2 separate regions of the Homo sapiens genome follow, and region 2 is linked to region 1. The links are chromatin loops, found by intact Hi-C in ENCODE. Cell type or tissue: OCI-LY7. All regions are shown on one strand. Links, peaks and the distances in the headings refer to the core of each region. The heading gives the core; the rest is flanking DNA.

What was found. Hi-C counts contacts between places; a loop is a spot of excess contacts. Peaks named below come from ENCODE experiments on the same cell type or tissue, not always from the same donor. Only the 100,000 strongest peaks of a DNase experiment are listed, where the experiment ranks them.
Region 2: it touches region 1 in a loop (2.3-fold over the local background); 1 of 110 quality-filtered maps calls a loop at or near these places.

What each region holds. Positions count from the first base shown.
Region 1 is chr14:71,113,439-71,119,311 of GRCh38, reverse strand. PCNX1 (pecanex 1) reads right to left here. Exons shown (of 36, transcript NM_014982.3): 36 at 3,930-5,873. Among named protein-coding and RNA genes, the nearest start is that of SIPA1L1, 200 kb to the left of the region's middle. RefSeq lists a silencer at 2,286-2,580. In OCI-LY7, for the core only: CTCF peaks have their summits at 2,692 and 2,903; DNase peaks (open chromatin) are centred at 2,561 and 2,961; H3K4me3 peaks cover 2,716 bases; H3K27ac peaks cover 3,539 bases.
Region 2 is chr14:71,396,325-71,402,197 of GRCh38, reverse strand. All of the region lies in intron 2 of SIPA1L1 (signal induced proliferation associated 1 like 1), which reads right to left. SNORD56B (small nucleolar RNA, C/D box 56B) reads right to left here and starts at 3,861; the gene lies at 3,791-3,861. In OCI-LY7, for the core only: no CTCF peak of the experiment used is centred there; a DNase peak (open chromatin) is centred at 3,017; H3K27ac peaks cover 797 bases.

The sequences.
Region 1 (5,873 bases), core at 1,018-5,017:
GCCTGCAAGAGTACAAAATGTTGGTCAGATCCTGCGTATGTGTCACTGGTCTAGACATCTCTGCTTTACCTGAGGTGTCTGGCCTACCTCTATGATACATTTTGGACTGGGTGGGACACAGATTTCAGATAGCTGCCATGCCCACACCCACTTTGGAGGCCACTGATCTTGTTTTCCCTCAGCTCCCATTATTCAAGTGGATTGGTTTGTACCACAAAACCCTGTGCACTCCTCTCACTACTCTAACCCTCCAATAGTGGCTGGGTACAATCAGTAGGCTAGCTAGCAACTAAGGCATGGCTGAATCTGAAATGAAAGAATATAGCCAGTAAAGTCAAGGCAAAGGCAAGTCAAAGTTTAAGTAATTAGATGTTGTAATAGATGGGTGAGGATGCCAACTGACATTAAGAAAAGACTTGACAAGAGGTTAGCTTGTTTCAGATCAACCCTTCAATCAAAAATAATGAGGAAAGCTGTACAAAGCATAAAAATATACTTGAAGGTGTTGGAGTGCTACCGCAGTAACTACGACTTTAGGGGCCAAGACCCCAGAGAGAAGGAAGCCCAGAGAGGGAAGACTGGTATTTGGTGTTGTAACAGGACTGCCAGGTTTGTATGCCCGCTGGGCGACAACAGATCAATACTACACTGACAACGGGAACTGCAGCAACATTGGAATTTAATAATCCAAGGCTGCTGGATGAGAAAATGGAGGGGAATTCTCAAGCCATGAATCTGTTCCCTCGAGGGGTTCTGGGCGTGTCTTTAAGGGGATGGTGGAGGACAACAGGCTGGAAAATTGGGGTTGTTGATTGGTCCTGGTAAAGAGATGAAATCATAGGATATGGAAACTATTCTTCCATGAGTCAGCTTCTTACGGGGCCCTTCAGCCAGCCGGTGTCAGTAGTTTCGTTGATATGCAAAACCTAAAGGAGAAACTCTTAGATTTTAGCTATAGAACAAAGTCTTGTGACAAGGCCTACATTTTCCTGGGGTAGTAAGCAGCGGCCAGCTACAGGGAAGTAGGCCAAAGGGCAAGCTGGCTTAATGATTACTGCTCATTGTACTGCAAACCTAGTTGAATTTTATTTTCTCCCTTAATCAATTTTATAAAGTTTTCTTGGGGATGGTTTCAGTGCCACATCTGCCAATTTGAAAGCAGTGGCTGAGAAACTGAGCAGTGATTTTGGACTTTCACAAGGCTGGGGTGTTTGTAATTACAATTCAGGGCCCGCCAAAGATGAAACCCAGTCTTTAAGTTTGTATATCTAAAGGGCTACACCCTAGTAGTAAAAGAGAAACAGATCAGTTCTCAGAAGGCTGAAGATCATCTTCCAAACAGCTCATTCCCTTATTTCCTACCTTGTTTGCCAAAAGTAAAAGTAGATCATCTTGAGGAAGATTATAACATCTACAGCCTCAATTATGTACAGATTTTCATATACTGTGTCTGGCATTCAATCAGAATGTATTCTGAATGAATACCAGTGTCTGGTATTCAATCAGAAATACACAGACAAAAGACAAAACAGAGAAACAAGAGGGGGAAAAAAAAAACAACAGAAACAGAATCACAGGAGACCCAGATGTTGGAATTATCATATATGAGCTTTAACTGTAGTTAATATGTTTAATAAATTAAATAGTGAGCAAGAACATCAGCAGGTAACTGGAAATATATTAGAGGATCAAATGCAAATTCTGGAACTGAAAAATATACAAATTAAAATTAATAACTCAATAGATCAGTTTAGCAGAATATTAGATACAGATGATGAAAGAAAAATAACAACTGGAAGATATGTAGAATAAAATATTTAAACTAAATATGGAGAGACCAAAGATAGGAAATTCAGAAAAGAACATGAGATAAAGGACATGGTAAAATATGTGTATAATTGTGGTGTGAGAGGAGGAGAGAAAAATAATATGGCAGAAGGAATATTTGAAGAGATAATGGCCAAGATTCAGTGATAATAAAAAACACTTTGGCAAGATAAATACAAAGAAAACTACACACAGGCACTATATGGAAAGCTTTAAAAATCAAAGACAAAAATAATTGGAGGATTAAAAATACATTGCCCTTAAAAGAGCAACAAGACTAAAAAAATCATGAAAGGTAGAAGACAGTGGAATGATTCCTTTGAACTGCAGAAAGAAAATAACTGCCAAGCCAAATCTCTGTATCTCACAAAAATAAAGTCTCTGTATTTATTTCTGTATCTCACTGAAATAGTCTCTTTCCTCCAAATTCAAGATAGCCTTTGTTCACAGGAGTTGACTCGGGGTAATCAAAAGTTATATGCAGATTTTCAACTGTGCCGGGCGTTGGCACCCCTAATCCCTGCGTCGTTCAAGGGTCAACTGTATTACAAACACACAGAGGCACTACTGGGTATCTGGTTAAGTTCAGTGCTATCCTGGAATGTTGACTTTATATGATAAAGACAGGTCAAGAATATTTGCTTTAAGATGAGGCCACAGATGTGGAGTATTTTTATATGGGCCGGTTGCTTCTGTATCCGTAAATAGTGCTCTCATAAGAAAAAAGGAACCTCGGACTGAAAGATGACTTTCCCCTTTTGGCATGGTTCACTGGGCACTGAAACTGAATGGCATCTTTAAAAGTTTCACAGACAAGGTAGATTCATCTCCAGTTATTTGCTGTTAATGCTTGAGAAATTGCAAAGCAACCTTGGGATCCTCTTGCATTAAATTACATTTTCCCAAGGATGAAGCTTAATTATATTTAGTTGCCTTGGATAAGCACCTATGGAGGAAAAATTTTTTTTTTTTTTTTGGAGACAGCATCTCACTTTGTCACCCAGGCTGGAGTGCAGTGGTGCAATCTCAGCTCACCGCAACCTTCGCCTCCTGGCGGAGTAATCTTCCCACCTCAGCCTCCCAAGTAGCTGGGACTACAGGCACACACCACTGTGCTCGACTAATTTTCAAGTTTTTCTGTAGAAAAGGGGTCTCTATTGCTCAGGCTAAGAATAAATATTTTATATAAGTAAGTGCTTATATACCCAGGAAGCCACCATTCTGTCATGCCCTTACTTCACAAAGTGTTGCTTTCCACCCTTCCCCAGGGGAAAACACACCTAACATGGCAAGATTCATTGGCTACAGTTCAGCGAAACATTTTTGGATCCTTTAGGAGGAAAAATCTTACATAAACTGCACTTTAAGAATAAGGTTGTGCAGGATCTGGATTAAAAAAAAGAATAAGGAAGAAGTTTTATGGGACCTAAATTTCACGTCAACAGCCCTTTGAATCTCTGGCTCTACGAGGAATGCAACTAATCCAGGGAATGCCTTTCTTTGAAGATGTTTTATGCCACTGTGACCCCAGAGGAAAGATAGATAGCAAATTATTTGGACTCTGATGCAAAAGGCATATAATCTGTATCCTGCTGGTTCTGGTTCTTACTAATAAATAGTTAAAATGATGCATTAAAGGATTATAAGTGATTTAATCAAGAATATGTCTATTCTCATTGTAAATTAGCTTGCATTTTCTGTATTATATGTGAAATCACTGAGTTAGTACACACTGCAAATATACCAAACAAGTTTGTACCTGCCTTTGATGACCATAATCCAAATGTTCTTTCCATTTTCTGTATTGTAGTTTAGTCTGTGATTGAACATTTTTATCCTACATGTTCTATCTAATATTGTTAATATGTAACATCGAGATAAATTCAGAAGACAAACTACAACCCTTGCACTAAGAAAAGTGTGAAACAGACCATGTTTTAACATGAAGTATGATGTACGCTTTTGATCTATTGCAAGTTGAAGCACATGTTTACAGGCCAAAGCTTGTTTAAAATGATTTCAGAACCAAGTGTGAACATGCCATACAGAACTTAATATAGTGTACTCTAATTTTTCTCAGTTTGACAAAAAATGGACAGAAGGCAAAATGAAAAAAAATTTATTTCCTCAGTGTTTTATCCACTGTCAATACTGTATTTTTGATGCAATATATTTGCCAAAAGAACTCAGCTTTTATTTTCCATTTTAAACAACTACAATATTTACAAGCTGTTCAGAATAACACTCAGACACACACACACTCACAGACACACGTAAGTACATATGTCCTTATCTCTGGTTTATACTGAATGCTGGTAAAGGCCATGAATACTTTCCAGAGCCCATGATCAGAAAAGGAAAACCCATTTTCCTTTCTTACGTTCACTTTCCTAGAATCATTTTCAATATTCCTCCTTCCATTTCCTCATGCAGAGCTCATTGCCAGACTTGTATAGGTTTAATCAGTTTTTACATTTTACTTTTACTTAAACTATAAGCTTTTAAAAAGCATAAGCAGACATGATTCCCCCCCCCCCCCCCATTTCTATTATTTTGGTTGTAGAATCAAGCTTCATAGATAAAAAATCTTGTTCAATCACAAGTACACTAAACCCAAGAGTCATCTGGAGCAGCCATCTTATGCTCTATCACTACTCTGTTGTGAATTCCGGGGCACCACCTCATTGTGCAGGTAAAACTCAGGAATTCATCCCCATCACAGTGTTAGATGACCTTTGTTCCTTCTAGCTTGGCTCCACTGAATCATAAATTGTCAGGTACAGAGCTGAGGCATAAGAAAAAAGGTATAACCCTATATAATAGGTATAAGTCTTAGAACAGAGTTGTCATATAACCTTGTGGTGACAATCAGCTCTAGTTCCACCAAAGAATGTAAGGTTGATTCCACAAAATGGCAGATAATGAAGTTCAACTCACAAATAGAAGTTATCTTAATTCAGAAAAAGTATGTTGTATGTAGGCAATAAAGATAAATTGTTATACATAATTCTTGACAGATGACTCTGGTGAGGTGATTCAAAGTAGAAAATATACTTCTGTTTCAAGCAAACTTACTCCACTCATATCCTACCAGATTTATTTGTATAATAATTAATTCCTTTCCAATCACAGTTCTTCCTAGACAGACATTTAACAAGTAAAAATAAGACGGCCTGGGTGCATATCAATCAACCAAATTAAAAACAAACAAAAAAGATAGATAAATGGAGAAAACGATTGGCTTTTTAATACTTATTTTTAAAAAGCCATATTCAATGTAATATTAGAATTATGCTGTCCCAATGCATGGTAGTATCTAATTTTTTTCTTCCTCAACACCAATGAAACAATATCCATGTAAGACTGAAACAGAATGTCCAACCTCCATTAGCAAGTTCCATGTACCACATTAGCCTTGACTGACGTTATTATCTCCACTAATCTCTGAATTAAAGGAAAAGCCTCTAGAATAAAAAGGGACACTTTATACCTTATCTAAACCATGTATCCTATCAAAAGAGAAAATTAACTGGGTCTCTGTCCAAAGTAACTTTATATGATTACATTACACAGAAAAAGAATACGAATGAATAATGACGACTTAAAAAACAAACATACACACACACACACACCCCAGAAAAGGCTTTGTCCATATTCATGACAAATTAATTAAAATAAATATAAATGAAATTAACAATCTGGACAGCAGTTTATGGTTAAGTAGCTAGTAAATATAAATTCAAAGAATTCTGACAAAATCATTATTACCTTTTTCTCAAGTCACATATTTATTTAGGAGGAAAGATGCTTGAAAGCTAGCTATAAGAAAAGGACAACTTTAGACACTGGGTGAATCTTCAGCTTAAAAGGCCCAGTGCTGGATGAATGACTCACAACAGCAATCCACCAAATGCAGAGCTGCTAAGCAGAGGCAGAAGGATGCTGCTCAGAAGCACAGAGGAATTTATCAAGGCTATAAGCTAAACTTGCTGAAAAATGTGAGGCTGATTTTTATATTTTGGTATGTGATGGAAAAATAAACTAAT
Region 2 (5,873 bases), core at 1,146-5,145, 280 kb before region 1:
TGAGACTCATTATTTCATCTAATTCCTATAATACTCTTGCAAGGTAATTATTAGCCATATTTTTTTTTTATTTGAGAAAAGACTCCTAACAGTTAAGTAACTTGGCCAACGTCATACAGCTAACTTAATAACGGGACATGCAGGGATCCCACCCTAAGTCGCTTGATACAAAGCCTAAGTTTCTACCATTGTATTATGCAGCCTCCACCTTATATTATTTACAATAATTGTAATTTAGGCATAATTTATAAATTATTAGTTTACTGTTGACAATGCTACATAAAAATGCATGTTACTAACAACAAACTGTTAAAATGCATATTTTATATTTTTTCAGAAAAAAACTGGAAAAACACACAAATAAAAAATCTTATATTTATGAGTGATAAGATTACTGGTAAATTTTTTTATTTCTGTTTTTCTGGTTTTTCCTTAATTATGATATATAACTTACCAAAAGTTAATTTTTTTCTTAGCATTCATTTAACATTTTATATTTTTAGTTATGCCTATCTGCCTTAACTAAATATAACTTTTGCTAAAAAATATTGGGTTAAATGGGAACATTAACTGAGGAAAGTAATATAAAGAAAAATGTTTTAGAGTACACACAAAAAAGCTACATTTCAGGACAGGTATGTTTCTTTCTGTTTTCTGGAACCTATCAAAACTAAATTCTGATTGTAAAACATGATAAAGTTTAATATAACTGCAGAGTTGAACAAACAGACGAACAACAAAGAAAAATACGTCATACAATTAAATCAGACAGCTTTTAAGTAACACTAAAAAAAAAAAAAGCAGCCTTTTTATTTTATATTTATCCAAAAAAGAATAAAGAAAGTAAAAAAGAGGTATTCAGAATCCCATTAACTTGGAGGCAATGTTCAAGGAAAAGTACTAAAACTAGCCAAGTCAGTGTAACTTGAGAAGAACACCCTTGGAAACTACAGCACAAAATCATCTTGGAAAAACATCAGTTTTAGTGACTCTTCGGGCATTTGAGCAGATTAACAGTAATCTGAACAAACTACTTAGTGGCTCTGAAATGTTGCTTAAGCTAAACAACAAATCAGAAGATGAATACCCATAAGCAATCAAATTTACTTTTCAAAATACATACTCTTCTCATTTTGCTCAATGACCCCATATCATGCTCACTAAACCTCTTTGGAAGCACTGCTCCTTCGTTGTGGAGGCTGCTGCAGTAAGTGCAACCTGAAAATGGGAGGTACATAAATTTCATTTCCCTAAAGGAAACCACCACTCTACTACTCACTGCGTAATCTGACAAGAATTTAGCATTTGTCTTAGAAGCCATCAAGTGATATGCACTCCAACAGAAGCACAGAATCAGGAGGGTAGAAAAGGAGAGCTTCAACTTTTTCCAAAATGTTTTAAGACCTGAAGCAAATACGACAAAACATTAAGATCAGATGAAGCTGGAAGGCATTATATTATTCCTTATCCTTTCCAGTTTGTTTGAAATATTTTAAAATTAAAAACAGTAATGTTTAATATGTATATATTAACATATATACATATTAACATATATATGTATATATGTATATATTATACAGGTTAACACAACACTCATTCCTCCTAGTATATTTGAATCAATAACACATACATACATACAATCTCAACATCCCTCCAGCCTTATCTGTGCCGCTTGACCACCCAAGGCAGCCACTGCTGACGTGAATACCAAACATTCCCTAAGATTCAATTTGCTCCTTTGCAAAGCATGAATTCATAAAAAGTGCCATATGATAGGATAAAAAAATAAAAAATGCTTTATGTAATGATGCCAAAATAGCCTTAAGTCCCGAGATGGTTTATGTGGATGCCTTCAATCCATTTTTAAAATGAAAATAAGTAGGTTTACTTCTTGAAATGGCACAATTCCAGAACAGATAGTCCTAATCCCCCAGAGAAAAGCACAGGTTCTCAAGGCACCTTACAAAGTATGCCACCTACTTTTCACACCAGAAAAGTCACTTTTGGTATTAAGATGACAAGAAGATATATTAATGGCAAGCTCAGACCTTTAAAATGTGAGTTCTTGGGCTGGGTCTGGTACCTCAGCTGATGCCTGTAATCCCAGCACTTTGGGAGGTGAAGGCAGGCAGGCAGACTGAGCCCAGGAGTTTGAGACCAGCCTGGGCAACATGGTGAAATCCCAACTCTAAAAAAAAAATACAAAAAATACATTTTGTGAGGCCGAGGCGGGTGGATCACTTGGGGTCAGGAGTTAGAGATTAGGCTAGCCAACATGGCAAAACCCCGTCTCTACTAAAAATACAAAAATCAGCCAGGTGTCATGGTATACACCTGTAATACCAGCTACTCGGGAGGCTGAGGCAGGAGAATCGCTTGAACCCGAGAGGTGGGGTTGCAGTGAGTCGAGACTGCGCCACTGCACTCCAGCCTGGGTGACAGGGCAAGCATCTCAAAAAAAAATAAAATAAATAATAATAATAATAAAAGGTGTGGTGGTTTATACCTGCACCTGTAATCCCAGCACTTTGGGAGCAGAGAAGAGAGGATGGTTTGAGGCCAGGGATTCAAGAACAGCCTAGGCAACATAGCAAGGCCCTATCTCTACAAAATAAAATTCTAAAACCTAGCCAGGTATGGTGGTGTGCACCTGTGGTCCAAGCTACTCAGAAGGTTAAGATGTCAGGATTGCTTAAGCCCAGGGGTTTGGGGTTATAGTGAGCTACGATAGTACCACTGCACTCCAGCCTAGGCAACAGAGCAAGACCCTGTTTCAAAAACAACAGCAGCAACAAAAGTGCATTCTTAACTCTCTTCTCACTGAAAGAACCAGAGCCCACATTTGTATGGTGCTTTTGACTACATAGGCAAAAGACACTACGTGGAAACTGCTCTCATTTACAGGAAACGGATGGGGTGGATAATACAAACATCATCAACTGCCTCCCTCTTCCCTTCACTAGAATTTAAGAAACATTTGGTTAGTGACAAAACAAAAACTTGAAAAGCAGAAGTTCACAGCTGAAACAGGACTTGAATATGCATCAAGGAACATGTTATGAGCATCATAGTGGTCAGTCCTAAATGACATCATTTCAGCTGTGTGTTTCCTTATTCTCAAAAATAAGTGCTAAACTTAGTTGCCACTCCTCAATGAAAGCTGAGATCTATCTCCACCCTCACCAGCCAAACAGGTTAGATTTTAATTAAAGTGCAATTATTACTTTATTTAAGAATATGTATTTACTTTAATTCAAACACTTATGAAACATCTATTGGGTATAAGGTTCTGAGCAAAAAGCTGTGGAGCTCCAAAGATCATGATGATCTTGAACTTCCTTTTGAAAAGTTCACAACCTAATTCACAGAGAAAGATATGTAAAAGCAGCAAGGACACAAAGTGTAAATAGGTACCACTTCAAGGACAGCAAAAGACCACAAAGTTCTACTTTGTCCTTACTATCTATCTGGTGTCTGTCATCTAGCTTTGGCCTCACCCTTCAGAAAGCCAGGGAACTCAGGTGCCTACTTCTACATCATTTCTGGCATCCATGAACTTGTGTGCTATCAGTCATTCCGAGATTACAAAGATGATCATCAAATCTCAGCATCCCAAGAGTGTCAGCCACACAAGGCGTGTCACTCGGAGTCACTGCTCATGTGTAACTATCTACTTTTAAATACAGGGAATACATTAATCTGAATGAAACTTGGAGGACTTGTAGTTCTATCAGGTAGTTTAAGTGAGTACGGTATTTATTAATGCAAAAGAAAATGCTACAATTCATTTTCACTCAAACCCAAAGTATCAACATTCACTAGGTGAACCGCTGTTGACAAAAAATATTGCCATGATTGTAGTGAAAACATAATTTTATGCACAAAAATAGTTCAGAACTTTCAAGTAATACCTGGAACATAATAACCTTTGAAAATTAATCTAAAGAAATGCAATTAAATTTTGGTTATTTATGCTAACACGGTGAAACCCCGTCTCTACTAAAAATACAAAAAATTAGCCGGGTGCAGTGGCAGGCGCCTGTAGTCCCAGCCATTCGGGAGGCTGAGGCAGGAGAATGGCGTGAACCCAGGAGGCGGAGGTTGCAGTGAGCAGAGATAGCGCCACTGCAGTCCGGCCTGAGCAAAAGAGCGAGACTCCGTCTCAAAAAAAAAAAAAAAAAAAAAAAATTTTTTTTTTTGGTTATTTAATTCCAGTTAGGCCATCAACCTTTCAAGAAAAAAAGAAACTCTGTGTGGGAATTTGTCACATCTTATAAAGGTCAATTAAAAGTAGAACACAAACTCTGCCACCTAAGATGCTAAAAATGCCTGTGTACTTACATAAGATGTACAAACAAGATGAAATAGTGGCTTTTATGATTAAAAGGCTGCCTGAACAAAAGAAAGTCTGAATACTTGGCAAATAATACTAACAAAGCACTACTCCACTAACAACCAAACTGCAGAGAAAATAGTTCATTTGATGGAAGCAACTAGAAGGGCAAGGAGAGAGACTGAGGCATTGGCACTGGAAGGCTGGAAGGATTCCATGAAGTTTTTAAATGACCTGCTCAGGAGCTTAACTTAGCCTGCAGGCAGTGAGCAGCTACCAAAAGGTTTATTAGAAATTGTCACAATCAAAACCATATGTGCCTGTATGTGTGCACACACACACACATTATTCCCCACCCACCCCCCAAAAAATTTCAATAGTATTGTGAAAGACAGCCTGAAAGAGGAAAAATACTGAATAAAGAAATACTAGTAATAAGATACTATTATATATATATAAAGAAATACTAGTTAATAAGATTGCTGCAATTTTTTAGGTGAGACATGACTGGGATCTGAACTGGGGTAGTGGGAATAAAGAAAGAAATGAATGTAAGGGAGACTTAAGAGATAAAACTGACAACACACGGAAAACAATTAAATGTCATGATGGAGGAAAAATGGGACCAAAGTCAACTAAAATCCTTGGCTTGAAGGACTGGAGAAGATGGCTATACTGTTGTCCAAAGAAAGAAACTGCACCATCATAAAATAAATACACTATTCTCAGAAACAGTATTTCTATCAATATTACATTCAACTGACCTTTGAAGTTATTAATAGTTATCTTCAACAGTCAGAATCATCCATTAGCCACACAGAGGCCGGTCCTAGAAAGAGACTCAGCTCCAAATGGGCATTTTGAAATTTGTCCATTTAGTTTACCTTAAAAAACGTCAGTAAATAATTTAAATTTGTCAAAAAATATAAGATATTCTACAGAAGAAACATTCCACAAATGGAACTAACTCAAGATTCTCCATAATGAATAGCATTTGCTCAATGAATTTCATAATAGAATCTAATTTTAATGCTCTTGTTAATGAGTTTTAGCATTAACTCATTACATGGCATTTTTAAATATAGTAAACCTTTTTAAATGACACATGTAGCATAATATAACATATGATAAACTACTAACAATGCTACTCAAAACAACATAAAATTATAGATACACAACGTAATTAGGGTTAATGCTTAAGAGCAAAAAAAAAGTTTTTACCAAAAAATTGTATCAGTTTTACCATAACACCTTCTTAATATTCAACCTCAGATAACTGACCACTTGGACCAAACTGCTTTGCAGGACATGCTCGTTTCTAAAGATTAACGGACTGATCTTGAACTGAGAAAAAACACACAAACCCAAGTCAACAAGTCAAAGTACAAGGGTAAATGAACAAACAGGGGACAATAGTTGGCCAGGAGCATAAAAATTAGGTAAAAATAAGTGAGGCAAAAGAAACTAACACATTTTGAGGGTCTGCTAGAAGTCTGGCACTGGGCTGAGAAACCCAAGTGAACTGATTTCACAACCCAGA